Linked DNA regions of Homo sapiens: region 1 is linked to region 2. The links are chromatin contacts, found by Hi-C in ENCODE. All regions are on one chromosome and are shown on one strand. The core of a region is the stretch at or near the end of the contact, and the rest is flanking DNA. Distances in the headings are between cores, read along the strand shown.

Evidence for each region. Hi-C counts contacts between places; a loop is a spot of excess contacts on that map. Pooled maps may share reads with other maps.
Region 1: a pooled map shows a loop between it and region 2 (5-fold over the local background). The contact joins the promoter of TMEM231 here to the promoter of MLKL in region 2. A Hi-C loop is called at or near these places in 9 of 50 pooled maps.

The regions. Positions count from the first base shown.
Region 1 is chr16:75,554,857-75,557,556 of GRCh38, forward strand. It overlaps TMEM231 (transmembrane protein 231), which reads right to left and starts at 1,396. Exons shown (of 7, transcript NM_001077418.3): 1 at 1,215-1,396; 2 at 948-1,117. The coding sequence starts at 1,353. RefSeq lists silencers at 1,087-1,166, 1,457-1,566 and enhancers at 1,607-1,686, 1,717-1,826.
Region 2 is chr16:74,699,557-74,702,256 of GRCh38, forward strand. MLKL (mixed lineage kinase domain like pseudokinase) reads right to left here and starts at 1,306. Exons shown (of 11, transcript NM_152649.4): 1 at 897-1,306. RefSeq lists an enhancer at 760-1,209.

The sequences.
Region 1 (2,700 bases), core at 146-2,645, 860 kb after region 2:
AAAGCCGCAATGACTTTTGCATCAACCTATTACTATTTTTTTTGCAGTTATTTATACGACCAATCGGATTTTTAAAAACAATTTTATTTAGTTGCTGGGAACAAGTCTGATTTTCTTTTCTCCTCAGCTATACAAGGTTGGCTTGTAGGGCAATCATCTTAGATATGTCTGAAGAGATTCGAATTTGAAAGAAGGAAAACCAGAAGTTTCATACTTCTAAAGGAAAACGTTTTCAGAAAATGAGTGAAAAGGAGTGACTACAAAGGAAGCATTCGCTTATCTCAAAGCAAATACTAAATTACAGATTCCTCTCAGCGCTCTACTGGTGAAAAAATTTAAAAATAAATAAATAAATTACAGACAGTAACATGCTTCCATTTCATCCCGACAGCTTCAGGATGGCGCAGTCTCCAATGGGACAAACCCAGGGAGGCGTGACTCGGCCACAGCGCGTTCTGGGAAGGCCGCTTAACCAATCAGCGCCTTGGTTTCCAGGGGTCAGGTCTGCATAAAAATGCTGCCCTTTCCGTTCCTATAGTGGTGTGATGCAGAAACGCCGCGACAGAATGGGGTTATCTACATTAACAGCGCGCGGCCTTCCAGGCTCCTAAATGGACTTTCACAAACACCCTCCATCAGGCCAGGCCCGCGGGTGTGACCCGGGCAGACACAGGCTGCCCCCACACTTCTGGACTCTGTGTCAGGGCGCACACGCTGACAGCATGGCTAACTTTCTGGGGGCCGGGGACATCTGGGAGAAGCAGAATGAAACAGAAGATCGATTCCCTAGGTCCTAGGAGATGAAACGCCACCTTTGCGGGTTCGCGAGTCCTTAGGATCAAAGCTGGGCTCCCCAGGGCCGGGGCCGCTCGCCCCACATCCTCATTCCAGTCCCCATCCCCACCCTATCCCCGACTCTGCCCCAGGCCCAGGCGGGAACCACGCACCGAAACGAGCGGGACGCGCAGGCGATCCCCTTGCAGCCGGTTGAAGGCGGGGAACGTGCTCCAGGCGAGGAACCCGTCGCTTTCGGGTCCGAGCAGGGCCACGAGCAGCACCTGGTGTTGGAAGCGCACGGTCGGCTGCTCCTCGTAGCTGCTCCGCTTCAGCCAAAACCCTGAGTTAAAGAGGGCGGTAGGGAGGCGGTTAGGGAGGCCGGCCCTGGCCGAGCGCGCCCGGGGAGCCTCGTGGCACAGCGGCCGGGGCAGGCTCACCGTGGCTCCGGAAGGCCACCAGCAGCGGCGGGATGTACGTGAGCGCAGCGGCCAGCAGCAGGAACAGCGCGGCTTTGGAGCAGAGCCCCGCGCGGTAACTGCGCTCGACCGGGTGAGAGAAGAGCTCATAGAGCGCCATGAGCACCGCTCGCAGGCACTCCGCGAGCCGGGGGACCAAGTTTGGCTTCTCCTGGTTGCCATCGCCTCGGTCTCCACGGCAACCGACGGCTCACAGAAAGGAGCCAATAGCAAGGCCGCACCGAAAGGAGCCAGTGGCGGGGGCGGGGTTAGCGGGCGTGGCGCTGCCGGGGACGGTCGGCCTAGCTTTTCGAGCTGTGTACGTTTGCGTAAAGGCTGGGCGGCGATAGAACGTTTCCGTGGACCAGAGTCGTGGCTGTTGTCTGTGTTAACATTTGTGTAAAATAAGATGCCCATAAAAGTTGACTTGAACACTGAGGAGGAAGAACTAAATATTTAAATTTCAACTGACATGGACACAAACAATGGTCACCAAGTCCCTAAACAGGTTGTGGGAGCCCCTTGAGGCGTTCATCCAGCGCTGTTTCGGAGAAATCTCTATTTCAGTCTACTCCTATACGTCAGTTATTGAAAAACAACAATCGCAAAAACAAGTTGACCTTTTTGTGTTCCTTGAGCCCAGTCGCAAAGGGCCCTCGTGACTGGGCCTCATGCTAGACAACATGTTACAAAAAGATCTAGGGTCCCAGACCACGCCAAAAAGCTTCATGAGACCTCTCCTCGTCTGTGCACTGACGAGTGGCCGGCTCTGGAGCCCAGGTCGTTGCTTCCCAGTCTGGAGGTGAATCCTCCATAGTCTGGTGAGTGTAAATATATATATATATATGTCTTTTTCCTTCTCCTCTTCCCATTGCAATTTGCTTATTATATCAATCTGCTTATTATATTAATTTGCTTATTATAATATCTGCATTGCCATTTACGTGGGATAAAGCTTGCTTACCCTTAAAGGTACTGTGTGTGTGCCTTTTCTTCTCCCCTAGCGCGTCTCCCGCACAGAACGAACACCTGCTTTTGTGTCATCTGTTAACCCCCAGTGTGGTTCCTACTGAAGTCCAGTCAGTCACAAGCCTGGCCGTGGTCCTGGACCTGGTCCTGGGCTGAGATCAAAGCCAGGTGCTTTTGCCCCCAGATTTTCTGTTGCTTCCACTATGCTCCCATGCAAGACAGACACGGAAACACAAATCCCCTGGCTCTTCCACGGATAGAGTGGAATTACTACAAAGCTCTGATGCACTTCGTTAACCCTGTGTTGGGTACAGCTCAGCCGCGAGTTTTACAGGAATATATGGTCCTCCCCAAAGATCACTGGCTTATTGCTTAATTGAATGCCTACACCCCCCCGCCACCACCCCCAACCAATATTTCTAACATGGTAGAAGGACTTTTTAAAAAAATCTATGGTCCACAGCCAATTTCTTCATCAAATGGCCCTGAATGGCTGGGC
Region 2 (2,700 bases), core at 56-2,555:
ATGTAGAAAAGCTTGTGTTTGTAGATAGATGGCTACCGAGATGTTCACTGCAGTGCTATTTATAATATGTAAAACAAACAGCTAAGAATATGTTCAGGCCAGCTGCAGTGGCTCACACCTGTAATCCCAGCACTTTGGGAGGGTGAGGTAGGAGGATCACCTGAGCCCAGGAGTTTGAGACCAGCCTGGGTGACAAAGCGAGACCCTGGCTCTACCAAAAAATACAAAAAAAATTTAATTGGGTGTGGTGATGTGCACCTTGTAGTCCTAGCTACTTGGGAGGATCTGGTTGGAGGATCACTTGAGCCCATGAGTTCGGAGGCTGCAGTGAGCTATGATTGTGCCACTGCGCTCCAGCCTGGGCAACAGAGGAAGACTCCATCTCTCAAAATAAATAAATAAAAAGAAAAAGGGGATTATGTTCATATGTTACGATGAGAAAACAGGTTACTAATTTTAAAAGTGAAAAATCTTTAAATGGTAATAACAATGCAAATTCACCTCTTCCCTCCAAAAAATAAAAAATAAAAATAAAATAAAATAAGTAAAGGTTATCAGGCATTTCCCTCTTCTCTCTCTCTCACTCTGTCTCTCTCTCACGCCTTCAGCCTGCAAACCTGAAGACTTCCTTTTTCTGAGAAGACATCAGGTAACTTGTTCCCGTGCCCCTGCCCTCCACGACCCCCACTGCTACTGGGCGTCTCGCTTTGGCGGAAGGTAGTGCGAGATCCGAGCAGGCAGCTCCACCATCAGAGCTGAGGAAATGAAACCAACTCGGTCCTGAGTTCCAGGAACTCGGACCGGGCCACCCTCACCCCTGGTTCTTCCCATCACCGTCCAGGAATTCGGCTGCAGCCCCTCGGCCCCGCCGCCTCCTGGGAAGACCCCATGCTCACCTTCGCGCCTCCCGAGGGGTGTGCGTCCAATCTGTCCCGTGCACAGTTCCAAAAAGCTCGCTCTTCCACCTTCTTTCCCACGACCGCCTCCTGCCCAGGCGAGAAGTTTGCAAACGCGAGGCCCGCGGGAGTTCCCCTGCGCCCCCTTTCCTGGTGCCCGCACCCTGCACTCTGCTGACTGTACCGGACGCCACACGTGGCTGGCGGCGACAAGGCGCCCCGATCCCTACCTGAGGGAAACCCCGGCCACTGCAGCTGCACTTGAGCAGGGTCCCTCCACTCAGCCACTTGGATGGCTGTTTCTGTCCAGTGCCCTCCGGAGGCCACTGCCTCAGGTCTGTGATGCCTGCAGAGAATGCTGCGACACTTCCCCCTCCGACGTGGCTCCAGCTGCCAACCACCAGGCTCACGGTGCCCTGGCTCCCTGGAGCCGCTTTCTAGGCAGCTCGGAGCCACGGCCCCTCCCTTCCTTCCTCCTGTCCTTTCCACACTCTTCCTGCCTTCCCCAAAGTCACTGGGTAACTACGCTGTACACGTCAGTACCAAGCCTTCTTTAGGGGCTGGGGATTCAGAATAGAATAAGGTCCCAGCAACTATTATAACCAGGACACAGTATGAGAAGGACTGGAAGTTTAGAGAAAAACTGAAAGTTGGAGAGAAGCTTCTGGTGTTTGCTTCTCTGTGCTGGATAATATTGGCGGGGTGGGGAGGGTACGAGGGAAGAGACACCAAAGTGGGAAAAAAGTCACTTCCTCTTCTAAGGTCATTGCAGAACATCCTGTTACAGTGTGAGTCAGGTTTTCTTAAGATTAACTACATCTTCAGCTAGAAAGTCTAAGTAGTGTTATGCATTTACTCAACAGACTATTTGCCTCTAAAAGAACAGAACTGGGAGCTGGGTGTGGTGGCTCATGCCTGTAATTCCAGCACTTTGGGAGGCGGAGGTGGCCAGATCACCTGAGGTCAGGAGTTCAAGACCATCCTGGCCAACATGGGGAAACCCTGTCTCTACTAAAAATACAAAAATTAGCCAGGCGTGGTGGTGCATGCCTGTAATCCCAGCTACTCGGGAGCCTGAGAGGGGAGAATCGCTTGAAGCCGGCCTTGGAGATTCATTTCTTCGCCTTGCTATTGTTCTTCGTCTCCTGCATCATCAGTTTTCTTCCTGTCTTAGGTGAAGAGATTGAGGTGAGGCAGGAGAATAGGGTCTGCAGGCAGGGAACATAAAGCTGATTCACGCTGACTTCTTAGAACTAAATAAAATGGACACATTTCAGCTATGACAGGAAATATTTTCTTCATTTACATATGGCGTTCACTGAGTAAGTGACTGAGCAACTTCACTTCATCTTCTTCATTTACATAGGGTGTACACCAATTAACCAATGGGAGCCTCTAGAGGGTATTTAAATCCCAGAAAATTCTGTAACGGAGTTCTTGAGCCCCTATGCTCACGCTGGCTCCCACCCTGTGGAGTGTACCTTTGTTTTCAATACATCTCTGCTTTTGTTGCCTCATTCTTTCCTTGCTTTGTGCATTTTGCCCATTTCTTTGTTCAAGATGCCAAGAACCTGGACACCTTCAACAAGTAACACAGGTGCCTGTGATTTATTGAAGGAAGACTCTTAGGAGAGTGGTGGGTATGATAGGGCAGAGGAAGAAAAAGTGAAACAAGTATGTAGTCAGTGGAGGCTCCATGGGGAGGTCTGGAATGTGAAGGTCTGGAACAAGAGGCAGCCTCCTTTCTGCCCAGGGCAATTCTTCTGGACGAGGGGGAAGCTGTGTGAGTGTTTAGCTGTCAACA